Regions from separate parts of the Homo sapiens genome. Here all the other regions are linked to region 2. Evidence: read pairs that join two places in POLR2A ChIA-PET (ENCODE). Cell type or tissue: PC-9. All regions are shown on one strand.

Evidence for each region. ChIA-PET counts read pairs that join two places held together with the same protein. Peaks named below come from ENCODE experiments on the same cell type or tissue, not always from the same donor. Only the 100,000 strongest peaks of a DNase experiment are listed, where the experiment ranks them.
Region 1: POLR2A ChIA-PET joins it to region 2 with 5 read pairs; 3 of 35 experiments call an interaction of 5 or more read pairs at or near these places.
Region 3: POLR2A ChIA-PET joins it to region 2 with 5 read pairs; 1 of 35 experiments calls an interaction of 5 or more read pairs at or near these places.

The regions. Positions count from the first base shown.
Region 1 is chr11:120,304,586-120,308,585 of GRCh38, forward strand. POU2F3 (POU class 2 homeobox 3) reads left to right here. Exons shown (of 13, transcript NM_014352.4): 7 at 445-627; 8 at 1,059-1,200; 9 at 2,894-3,030. Among named protein-coding and RNA genes, the nearest start is that of TLCD5, 19 kb to the right of the region's middle. RefSeq lists enhancers at 1,111-1,628, 2,193-2,695, 2,968-3,137, 3,035-3,204. In PC-9, CTCF peaks have their summits at 2,271 (motif pointing left) and 2,471; DNase peaks (open chromatin) are centred at 146 and 2,146; H3K27ac peaks cover 2,360 bases.
Region 2 is chr11:120,119,154-120,123,153 of GRCh38, forward strand. It overlaps TRIM29 (tripartite motif containing 29), which reads right to left. Exons shown (of 9, transcript NM_012101.4): 5 at 3,801-3,902; 6 at 1,420-1,512. Among named protein-coding and RNA genes, the nearest start is that of TRIM29, 17 kb to the right of the region's middle. In PC-9, no CTCF peak of the experiment used is centred here; DNase peaks (open chromatin) are centred at 2,358 and 2,908; H3K4me3 peaks cover 2,079 bases; H3K27ac peaks cover 3,153 bases.
Region 3 is chr11:120,545,174-120,549,173 of GRCh38, forward strand. All of the region lies in intron 1 of GRIK4 (glutamate ionotropic receptor kainate type subunit 4), which reads left to right. Among named protein-coding and RNA genes, the nearest start is that of GRIK4, 35 kb to the left of the region's middle. RefSeq lists an enhancer at 2,766-3,511. In PC-9, CTCF peaks have their summits at 3,312 and 3,511 (motif pointing left); DNase peaks (open chromatin) are centred at 1,638 and 2,868; H3K27ac peaks cover 590 bases.

The DNA.
Region 1 (4,000 bases), 190 kb after region 2:
TCAGTTACCTGCTTTATGGAAAAAAACAAAAAACAAAAAAACAAAGCAAGCAACCTTTTCTTTGTCCAGTTCTGTGATTTGTTTTTGGAATCTTTGTAAACAACCCTGCTAGCTCCTTTTATGGTAGAAAACTGAAAGGAGGAAGTAACCTGCTAAGACTCAAAAAGTGAGTCACAGGCTAAACTCAGGCCACCTCCCTATCCTGCACTCCTGATGTTTCTACCCAGATATTCCAGTTATTTGCTATACATTTATAGAAACTTTAATTTCCACTTCCATGCCACTGGAAAAATATAAGACTCCAATGTACCCAGGGTGTATCCAGGGATCTGTCATCCTCTAAGTGGGCCTATTAGTAAAAAAAAAAAAAAAAAAAAAAAAAAAAATCAGAAAATGTTATTTATTGATCTTCGTGGTGGATCTGCTTGGCGTGTTTCCTATCAGGCATTTGGGCACCCTGGGCTGCCAGGATCCTCTTTAGAACCCCACCTGGAAGCATCCCAGCATCTCCCAGTGCCCAAGCATCTACCCAGCTCTGGAGGGGCCGATGAGCCCAGTGACCTCGAGGAGCTGGAGAAGTTTGCCAAGACCTTCAAGCAGAGGCGCATTAAGCTGGGCTTCACACAGGTTTGGTTTTAGGGGAAAAGATAGAAGAAGTCTAGCCGAGCGGCTGGAGACTGGGCTTCCCAAGTGCAGGTTTCAAGAGCGACCAGAGGCTCGATGTGTTTGGGGTCTCCTCATCATGTCCCTGAGTTCTCTGAGAATAGGGCACAGTTGCCATTGGTAGGGAAACTGAGGACGTTGCTGGTGGAGGAGAATGAGAGGTGGAAAAGGGGCTGGCTCTCCTGAGCACGTGGGCGTGGTCCACTGAGAGTCTAAGGAGAGAAAGAAACCGATTCTTCACCTTAGAGGGAGGAGACTTGGAAAGGAGCCGAGCATGGGTGAGCACTCAAAGATTCAGGCTGGCTGTGTGATCGATGCTAGGACCATGCAGGATGTGGGCAAACAAGAGGAGGAGGCTGCCTCTCATGTTCCTCCCCCTCGGTCCCCACGCTTAGGGAGATGTGGGGCTGGCGATGGGAAAGCTGTATGGCAACGACTTCAGCCAGACCACCATCTCACGATTTGAGGCCCTCAACCTGAGCTTCAAGAACATGTGCAAGCTCAAGCCCCTGCTGGAGAAGTGGCTGAATGATGCAGGTAGGCCTCGCAAACACGGATGCCAGGGGCCCTAGAGGGCTCTGCAGGGAAGGGCCAGTGACTTGTCGTGTTGGGGCTTTTGGGAGTTTGATACCTAACACCCCCTTCTTCTCCTGAGACTGGAGCCGATGGAGAAACAAGACACAGGACACAGGCAAGTGTAGATGAAAGTGTCAGCTCGACTACTGAGAAGCCCTCAGAAGGATGTGGATTTAGGTCTGTGTCCATCAGGATTTGTCCCCATTCCATTCCTACCCCATCCCACCCAGCATAGATCTTAGGACAGCTTGCCAGCAACAAAGTCTGGATCTGCAGAGCAGATACACTTATGCAGATTGCTGTCTGGAATAAGTCTAGTCAGGGATACAGGGCAGTGGGGCCTCTAGGGTCTCACTGGGAGGGGGAGACCACAGGCACGACACAGGGTCTTTCCCTGGGTAGTTCTTGAGGAGGTTTTCAGCAGACAGGGACTTACTGCAACCCATGCTGGTCAGGAAAGCCTGACAGCAGGAATGGGGTTTGCAGGAGGACTCAGTGAGGGGTGGTGGCCGGGAGGCAACCCAGGAGATCAAGCGTGTAAGCCAAGGGACCTCACATTTGGCAGCAGGGACTAGCATACAGGATGGGGCTTCTCAACCTTGGCACTATAGACATCCTGGGCCAGGTCATTCTTGTTACCAGGGACTGGCCTATGCATTGCAGGATGTTTTGAGCATCCCTGGTCCCTACCTACTAGTTGCCAGTAGCATCCACCCCCAGTTGAAACAGCCAAGAATCTCTCCAGACATTGCCAAATGTCCCAGGGGGAGTGGTGGTGATGCAGAGTCCCCCCCGGTTGAGAACTGCCGGCCTAGGCAGAGAGAGGGAGTGAGCCAGTCTCCAGGGCTGGGCTCTATTCAGTCGATTCATATGGATTCGTGGTTACACTGGAGAGGGAGAAAAGGGTGGGGCAGCCAGCCAGGGCTGTTACTCATACGGAAGGGCCTCCACACGCAAGCATGGGAGGGGGCAGGAAGCTCCCCCTACAGGCTGTCCCTTAGACAGCCTTTATGGAAGCACTGAAATGAGCGAAATGATCCGAAGGTCTTCGAATCTCTGGGGAAGGGCCCTGTGACCATTCCTAGTCTCCATCAGATGCCTGAATCCTTCCTCAGGGATATCCCTCCTATGGCCCCTACAGCCTTAGCTCAAACATTTGCACTGGCAGGAAAATGACTCCAACACCAACAGTCTGTCACCAAGTGCCATTGCTTTTGGCTGCAAATCTCATTTCACATTTCACTCAGTATTCACATCCAGGCATATCTGTAAACAGCAGCCTCACGAGCATTACTCACAGGAGCCCTGCCAGTGCCCCCTTACACCCACATGTGTCACCGATGCATGAGCATCCCTCAGCTGTGACCCCAAACACTGGAGACACTGCTGTGGGGGCCACAGAGGGCCATGGAGGGTCACGGAGGGCCACAGAAGGCCATGGAGGACAATGGAGGGCCACGGAGGGCCTTTGCCCTGAGCAATGAAAAGAAATAGGATTCTTGGTCTGTTCTGGGCTCCCTGCTGGGGGAGGGGATTGCTCCTGAAAATGCCACTGCAGAGCCCATCGGGAAGGGTTGTTGGACCTCAGATCCATGAAGGCACCGGCCACTCATCCCCTTCTCTGAGCTTCCTCTGGTCCTTCGTGTCCCTGCAGAGTCCTCTCCGTCAGACCCCTCAGTGAGCACGCCCAGCTCCTACCCCAGCCTCAGTGAAGTATTTGGTAGGAAGAGAAAGAAACGGACCAGCATCGAGACCAACATCCGCCTGACTCTGGAGAAGAGGTTTCAAGATGTGAGCAGCACCTTCGGGTGGGCACGGGTGGGCTACCTCACACAGGTAGGGAGAGCAGACACGGCCCAGGCCCCTTGGCACCAGCCCCTCCGCACCTCACACCTGCTCTGGGACACGATCAGAAAACACATTATCCCACTCCAGGCGCCCAGGTATTGGAGTGCAAAGCTGCCCTCCATCTCAGGTTCCAGGAACCTCCTCCTCCTCCACTGACCCTTCTTGCCCTGACATCTATTTAGGGCCCTTTGTTTTTCTCACTGGGAGATTTAAAGAATGGGCTATAGGGTCCCAGAACACAGTGTATCTCCGTATCCAGTTGAGGTAAAGGGAGCAAAGTCAGGGGATTGTATGTAAGTTCTCTATTTTCTATGCAGTACATTTTGTATTTTTCAAATTATAAATGTAATAAATGCTTATTGTAAACAATTTAAGTGCAGGGAAGTAGAAAGAAAAAAAACGCCCATCGCCAAATGCCATCTGACCTCATTTCCTTCTACTCCTTCTTTTCTATGCACATTTAGATACTTGTGATCGTGTTATACACCTACGTTTTTTGGAACTTGTAGCAAAAGCATGTTTTTGAGCCAGTATGTGGAAGCTGTGAGCCCCGTGTGGGCTGGGGAAGAGAAGAGGGAGAAACAGATGTGGCCTAGCCAGCCTCTAGCCAGGCTCCCTCAGATCCCAGCCTCCAGAGCCGCCATGGGTACCACGCGTCTCCAAAGGCCCCAGGCCTCCAGGACTGCTGCCCCTCCAGCAGATTCCTCGCACATTTAGCTCAAAGATTTGGTGCCCATATCCAGCTAGCAGAATGACAGGAACTGGCTTTTCCTTCTTTTTAGGCTTTCTAGAGTGGCAAGGTTAAGGGAGGGTGTAGGAGTAGGGGAAAGTGGCCGGGGCTAGAGACCAGGTGTGAAGGATCAGAACAAGGGAGTGGCGCCCGTGTAGCATGTATTGCTATGCCACAGTCCTG
Region 2 (4,000 bases):
ATAGTCCAGAGGAGAAGAAGGCAGTGGGAAAGGGGTGGGAGAAGCTGCCAGGGCACTCAGAGGGCACTGGAGTGGGGGGCTCAGAGTCCCCATGGGTGACGCACACTTCTCCAGCACCACACCCCCACCTGCCAGGCTTGAAGCATCAGTGACCTCCTTAGTCAAGCTCACTCCTTAGCAGCCTGTGGGGAGGGCTGGGGGCTGACTTTTGGGCTCAGGGGTCACAGATGGCTGGGGTTGGCCACCTGCCCCTGTGCAAAGCCCTCCCACAGGGATCCCAGGCAGCTTCTGTAGCAAGGCCTCAGTAAGCACGTCCAGCCAGGGTTCCGCGAGGCCAGACACCTTGCCCTCCTGTTCACTCATGCCTTTAGCCTCTCTCTCAACAACTGCTTCCTGACCCCCTCCTACTTTTGAGCTCTGGGCCTGTAGCAGCGAACAGGACAGACACAGCTCTGTCCTCAAGGTGCCCAAGGTCTACTGCATATGTGGAGGAGGGGTGCCGCTGATCACGGCTGTGAATCCAATTCTGGATGTAGAGGCCCAGGCATTGCTCTGGTGCCCCTGACCCTCCAGTCTCCATGAGTCTTGCCCTCACTGAAGAGTCCTCCAGTGCTATGTCTAGGGTGGGGGCTGACCCAGTCCCCTCCCTCCCTGTGCATGGCTGGCATGTGACCAGGAGCCCCCAGGACAGAACCAGGGTCTCCCAGAACCAGGTCTCATTGAATGCATGGCCCTGCCCTTGAGCAAATGGTCCCCTCAGAGCACTGGGCAGAGGGAGACCCTGAACTTAGCAGCTTCCCCTGGGGAAGCCACATCCCCACACCCATTTCATCCCATCTGGGTCTTAAGGTGCTGCTCGCTTGCCTCACCACCTGGAGCTCCAGGGCCAGCCCCATTTCCTGCCGTGCCTTCCTTTCCAGTCACAGCCAAGTTGACAACTAACCACTGTACGACTTTTCACTGCAGAAGTACTCAAATCAGTAGAGATTCTCTTTGGGTCCTCGTGCCCTCATACTTGTGGGGGGGGTGGCGCATTCCCCACACTTAAGCCCAAGGTGGCTGCTCAGACCCAGTTTTCCCCAGATCCTTCCTCAGGGATCAGAAGAGCACACAGACTCAGGGATCTCCAGGGATGCCGAGATTCCTGGCTGTTTTTCCTCCAGCCTAACTAATGGTGTCCCCCACACATGTACACACACACACACACACACACACACACACACACACACACACACACACTTTAAGCTCGGTAGGTAGGACCCCTCCCTACCCATGCCTGGACCCTCCACCCATCCTAGCTTCCCACATTCATCTCACACTGGGGTCCCAGCCCTGTGCCCCTGGACCCACCTCTATGCCCCTCCTGCCTGCACAGCCCCACATGAACTCTGTGCACCCTTGAGCTGAGCCACCACCTACCTTTGGTGCCATAGAGATTGTTGAAATTCTTCTGGGTGGTCTCCTTGGTGAAGCGGCCAGGAGACGAGGGCTGGTATGATGTCCGGACCCCACCTGTGAAGCAGATGAAGGGGGCTGTCATTGCAGAAAATTGTCTCATCAGGACTCCTTGCCCCCAAAAAGTTGCCCAAGTGCCCATCACAGGACCTGGATTCCACCACTGAGAGAAGTCCTTTGGGTCTGACATAAGTCAATCAACTAATTTATCACCCAAATTGGCATGCTTTTGAGAGTAGAAGGACTCTGTTAGTAACCGTGCAGAGAGCATCAGCATAAACTTGGAGAGGCCATGGCAACCACGAGGGCAGAAGCAGTAGGCTCTCAGCCACGTGAGGGTGGGGCCTCCTGGAAGTGGCCTAATGAGCCAGAAACACCTCCCAGGGGCCCACCCAGGCTGCTGCTTCCCGGGAGATCAGAGCCTCACTTCACAAGTGCTTTCCTTCCCGCACACCTGGGCTCTCACAACAGCCTTGTGAGGAAGCAGTGGGGACTGATACCACCACCGATACCCAGCTGAAAACAATGAGCTCCCCATGTGTATTCTAGCCCTCTGTTACCTCTGTCCTTCCCCACCTGACCCTCAGATGACACCACACCCCCATTTCCGGCCCTGCCAGTCCTTCCTGTAAGCCTTTGTGCCTGTGTTCCCTGATGCCCTCTGCCCTTCGCAGTCATGCTCCCTCTACTGAGCACAGGTTCCTGGAAATTCACCCCTCCAGGGAAGGAGTCACAGCCACTGTCAATCCCACTGACCTCAAAGCTCCCAGACTCAGGACCCAGTCCCTTTAGGGGCCTTGTTTCTTTCATCTCCTTGGTGATTGCTTCCTGTTCTCCCCCCAACTCCACCCTGAGCCTGGGAGCTCCCAGAGGGCAGATTTCCTGTCCCTCCTGTCCTCGGCACAGGCTACCCACAGTGCTTGGGCAGGGATGCCGGGGGAACCTGTTTCTTCCATCACAGACATCATAGACTGACTCACAGTGCAGAGCTGGGAAGTCTCCCAGCATGTGAGCACAACCTCCCCTCTCTTCAGATACAGGTACTGAGGCCTGCCCAAGATGCCCCAGGCCCTAGGCCCTCGGGGTGGCATCATAGTGGGTGCTGCTGTTCCCTCCACCCCCTCCCACAACCTGCAGGAGGCTCACACTGGGCCCTCAGTCTCCTACAGAGCAGGAGAGACCCGCAGGAGCCTGTCAGGGCACTCGATGGCACCCCAGGGCCTGGTCCATGGATGGAAGGGAGAGACAGGAGGGACAGGGCCAGGGCGAGGCCAGGTAGGGGTTCTGAGGAGAGGGGTGCTGGGGCCGGCACTCCCAGAACTTGCCCAAAGGCACAGCACCCCAGGCAGGGAGGAGGCAGGCTGGCCGGCTGGGGCCTGGCCCACACCAGGAATGTCAGAGGAGGGAAAGCCCAACAACCAAGAAGCCCAGGGGTTGTTTTCAAACTGGGTGGGGCGGCACAGGTGCTTTTCTGTTGAGCTCATCTCTCCAAATCCCCCAAGCCTCTCCCATTGTGTGTGTGAGTGTGTGTGTGTGTGTGTGTGTGTGTGTGTGTGAAAGACGTGTGTGAATTACTGATTAGCTCCCGGAGGCTTCCCCCTCCCCAGCCCCTGTGCCTTACCCAGGCCTCCCTCCTCCCCCAGCCTCCCTCTCCCACATGCACAGGCACACACCCTCATGGTCCGAGGGCTGGCACACCCACCCTTATGTAACGGGTATTGCTGTGGTTTGTTGCTGGCGCCCAAGAATGTGAGAGGCCACCACAGGGCAAGGACAGGCAGGCACTGGTCTGTGCTAGGCCGGCACCTTGCAGGCTGGGACTGTCCAGGGCCTGAGAGGGAGGGCCAAGGGGGCCAGGGTGCAGAGCCAGGAAACTCAGAAGAGGAGGGACCACTCTCCCTGCCTAGGGGAGCAGAATGGTCCTGGGGTCGGCAGCCATCTCACAGGGCTCAGCCCCTACAAAACCTGAGCCAAAGCAAAACACAGCACCGGCCTGGCAGAAGGGAGCCCAGGAGACCTCCGGAAGGAAAGAGAAGCAGAGGTGTGGGCTGGAAGTGAGAAGGCAAGGAGGGCAAAGAGGTGCTGCCTGTGTGGCCCGGGAGGAATGCCTCTGAGGAGCTGGCACCAGGTAACTTCTCATTCGAACCAGGACACTTCTGAGAGCTAACACAGACCTGTTCATCATCACATCAGGACAACACGTAGATGCCAGGACTTTCCCAGGCAAACTGGACATGCCATCACCCCCACTCAGAAGGAACCTGGCTGAGAGTCACTGCACGGACTTTGGGGGCCCCTGGGCAGCAGGAGAGACACTAGGTCTGGGGTGAGGGGCTCCCTCTTACCTTTGGGTGTCAGGTACATGGAGTATCTCTTCATGGTGTCCGGTGCACTCCACTCACCCCCGAAGCTGTTCGTGTAGTTGTTCACATAGCGATGGTCACCACCTAGGAAGCAGAGGGTCGGGTCAGCAGAGGAGCCAGGTGGGAAGGAGGAGCCAGCCACTGGGGACTTTTGGGGCTCAGATGAGTCACCCCATAGCCCT
Region 3 (4,000 bases), 430 kb after region 2:
TTGAGCCCTTTTGTGCATCTCTTACTACACGTCCTTATGTAGTCAAACCAGAAATGGAGCTCTTTCCCTCAAAACTGCCTTATCTCTAGTCGTTAAGGGTGTTCATTTGGCTGAAACTATATTAAGTGAATTTAATTGAAGGTTATTTTCCTAAGATACATTTTTTTCTTGTTATAAAGTGATATGTGCTCATTGAAGAGAGTTTAAAAAATACAGTGAGGCAAATGTAAGAGGGTGGAAATTGCCAACAATCCTACCATGTAGCCCACTATCAATAACAATAGTAACTGGCATGGAATGAGTAATTGCCGTATTGTAGTAAGCACTATTCGAGGTGTTTTGACGTACGATTATTATTAACCATTCTTTTGTGTATGAGGAAAACAGACTCAGGGACGTTAAGTAACTTGGCAGAGGTCACACAGCGAAGAAGTGATGAGATTTTAATATGCACCATTTGACTCTAGGGCCCAGGCTCTTAACTACCTCTGTCTTGTGTGAAACAACAGTGGCAATGGATTTTGAATGAAAGGGAGGAGAACTGTTGATTGAGTTTCACCTGCCCTGGAATCCAGAAATCTTGATTATAATGGTCAGGTAGGGAGCACCAGTTTTAGGGATCTTTGGATAACAACACCTAGACGTTCTTTAACTCAGGCTTGATAAAGACTGAGAAGGAGTTACTGAGAACTGCGGAGGCCTGTGCTGTGCACTGAGTGCTTTCCTGCATGTTTTCAGACAGAGCCAAGGGTGGCACCCAGGCTCCACCCTTCCTGCTCTGACCAGATGGCTTCACATCTCTCCTGACTTCTGCTTTGTGGGTTGGTGCCCCTCGGTGTGGCTGGGTACCCTCGGTTTCTCCCCTTCGTGTCTCTGTGGCCCATGACCAAAGAATCCGTGGTCTTTGTGGGTGGGTCAGGTGTTGGCCCTGAGGTACAGCCGTTCTCTGTAGGGCTGCATCCTCCAAGGGGGAACCCCTGTGTGGAGGAGACAGGAGATTTTAGCAGCAGGGACCCTCCTTGCAAACCAGCCCTTGCAGCGTTGGTGCTGCTGTTCCTGTTGAATTGGTTCGCCCCCAGTTGCTGTGGGTTTGCTCCTGCAGTCTCCCTTGCAGTCCTGGGTTAGTTCTCAGGACTGCACCTTGAGGGAGATGGGCCAAAATGAGATCTGGTCCGGAAAAGTGGTCAGGGGCATTTTTCAGTTGGGAAAGATTCTCTCTGGAATGGCAAAGGACTTCTCAAGGGACCGCGCCTGCCTGTGTCCTTCTAGGTGGTGGAGACTGCACCTGCTGGGCTAGGGCGACATGGTTTCTGTGCCTGCCCCTGCAACAGCCTGATTCTTTCTCCCTAGAGATCCACCTAGAGGAAGGGGGATGCAGTCCGCATGGGAGTCCAGCACTGTGAGAGGGCTGCTCATAGCATATCCCCATGGGAGTCTTGCCCCACAGAGTGTGTCCAAGGTGAAGGATGGAGTCTAGGGAACGTGCAGTATGTGGAGAGGACCTGGGACATGCTTCTGGCTCAGCTCCCTCATTAGCCTTGAGTTATTTAGTATGTCACTCCCGTTCCTGAGTCACACATGCTCCGCCCACCTCCTGAAGTCCCCTCCCACTGTGTGGCTACTAGGAGTAAGGATGGAATTTGTGGGGAACTTCAGGCCCAGAACTGGGCATGAAATGGAAATGCAAGATGATGATTCATAATTTTGCTAGAGAAACCAAATACGGCTTTGCTTCCTCTCTAATCCCAACAGGTTCTGGGGCTGAGCGCAGCTTAAGAACAGCAAGGTCGGGGGGTTGGCATTGCCTGACTGTCCAGCTTAAGCCTCGTGCATGCAGAGCTCCACGTACCTCCCCGGCACCCTGCCCCTTGGGCTCTGGCAGCGCTTCCTCCACATTCTCCTGTCTTGTGTGCCTCAGTTCCTTTGCGTGGACAGTCCCTTCGACTTGAAGTCCCCTTCCCTCTCTTCCCTCCACTCATCCTCAGGAGCCAGCTCAGTGGCCATTCCTTCCACAGTGCCTCTCCTGGGAGCCTGTCCTGGACACACTCACCCTTCTCTCTGCCTCCAGGGTACCCTGGGCACTCCTCTATCGTGGCTCTTGGCATCTTAGATTTTGAGCTCCCAAAGGCCAGAGACCTTGCCTTGGGCATCTGTGGATGTCTCGCCCCTAGCACGCAGTGACCTCAGCCAGTGGGCGAGTGTCTGCACGAGCGGAGTACAGAGGGATGAGTGAATAGCGTGGTGAGATGGAGCTGGGCTCCTTTAGACTCTGGTCGGCGGTGACCACATGCTCACACAGGCATAAAATCTCACCGACACCTTCAAGGCAGCAGTCAGATAAGGGGAGGGAGGAAGGTGTTTGAGGGGTTGGCACCAGAGGAGCCAAGCAGGGAAGGCTTCTTGTTTCCAGACATTCAGGGATTTTTTTTTTTTGTCCTGACATAAACACTTGGTTTTTCCATGGAAACGTCTGACATGGGAAATCAGAAAATCTTTCTTAGGGAGGGACCAGACATTACATGAGCTTGTCATCATTATTTTTTAATTAAAAGACAGCAACTGCCTAGTGTTTGGTAAATTCAGGCCCCTCCCCATGGGTCTACTAATATGCTGAAATCTGGGTTTAATGTGCTGAATTTATTTTTTATAAGAATCTGTTACTGAACCTGCTCAGTGGAAAGAGCCCTGTTAGAGCTTTAAGAACTCATTAGCGGGATAAATATGCCGGGTATGAGGGGAGTCTGCAGCCCAGGGCTGCTGGGTACCTGCCAGGGTGGGCGGAGCTGCCCGGCCTGTGACTCAGAGGGTGGCTGTGGGAGGGCACACATGGGAACTGCTGTCCACAGGGTGAAGGACGCTGGGAGAATGCATGCATGGGCAGCCTGCCTGAAGCCTGTGTGTGACAGTGATCAGCTGTTACTGGCGCTGGTAGGTGACTCAGCCCGAATCAATTGCAGGCCTGCTGGACTCTGAGGCCCACGCTGTCTCCCTTGTGCTGCCTGGCACCCAGGGGCTCTCGAAGTATGAAAATAGACACCATGCATGACACGTGATAAGTACTGGGTACAGCAGGAGTAGGACCCAGTGCCATGGATGCTTAGTGAGGGGTCCTGAATTCTGATTTGGGGGTGGGGTAGTCAAGGATGCACAGGGGCCATGTGGGCAGAGGCTCACTTACGAAGTAGATTGTGCAAGTGGAGACGTAGGGCAAAGAGGCAAGGGGATTGCAAGCAGAGGGGATGGCCCCAGCAAAGGCATGGTGGCCTGGAGACAAGGGGTGTGGTCAGAGAAGTGCAGGGTGTCTTGCTCAGCTGGCCATCAGCTTGCAGGAGGAGCGGGAGGAGATGAGGCTACAGAGGCACCTCGGTCCCCACAGCCTTGCTGAGGGATTCAGACTTCCTCTTCTAAGCACTGGGTTTTAAGAGAGTGAATGGCCCGACATGATCCTTTTGACATTTTGGGAAGAGACCTCTGGTGGCAGCTGGGAGGATTTTGGACAGGGAAGATTTCTGTGCCCTGTATGACAGTTCCAGAGCAAACACCCCAGAGCAGAGGCACATCTGTCTGTGGGGCTGCCTACCCCAGCTCCGAGACCCCTTCATTTTACACACAAAACCCTGAAATCCCAAGAGGTGAAGTAATCCATCACACTCGCTCAGCAGAAGGGGCCGAATCTGCAGGGTAGAGAGGGCTGTCTTGCACAGGAGGGCACTTCTGCTCAGGGCATATGTTCCCTGTGAGAATCTGAGACCATACGGTGCCTGTCTGATGTGTGGGCCTGGCTTGGCCTCAGGCAGGCTTGACCTAGCTCCAGGCAGGCCCAGGACACAGCACCTCGTGCATGACCAGGTTTCCCCTCTTCCTGGCTTTGTCATCCCAGGCAGCTGTGGTATGAAGGGGGCTCTGAAGGATGCCTGTTTCCTGGCTGTTTTTTTTTTTCACTGAGACAGAGTCTTGCCTTGTTGCCCAGGCTGGAGTGCAGTGGCGTGATCTCAGCTCA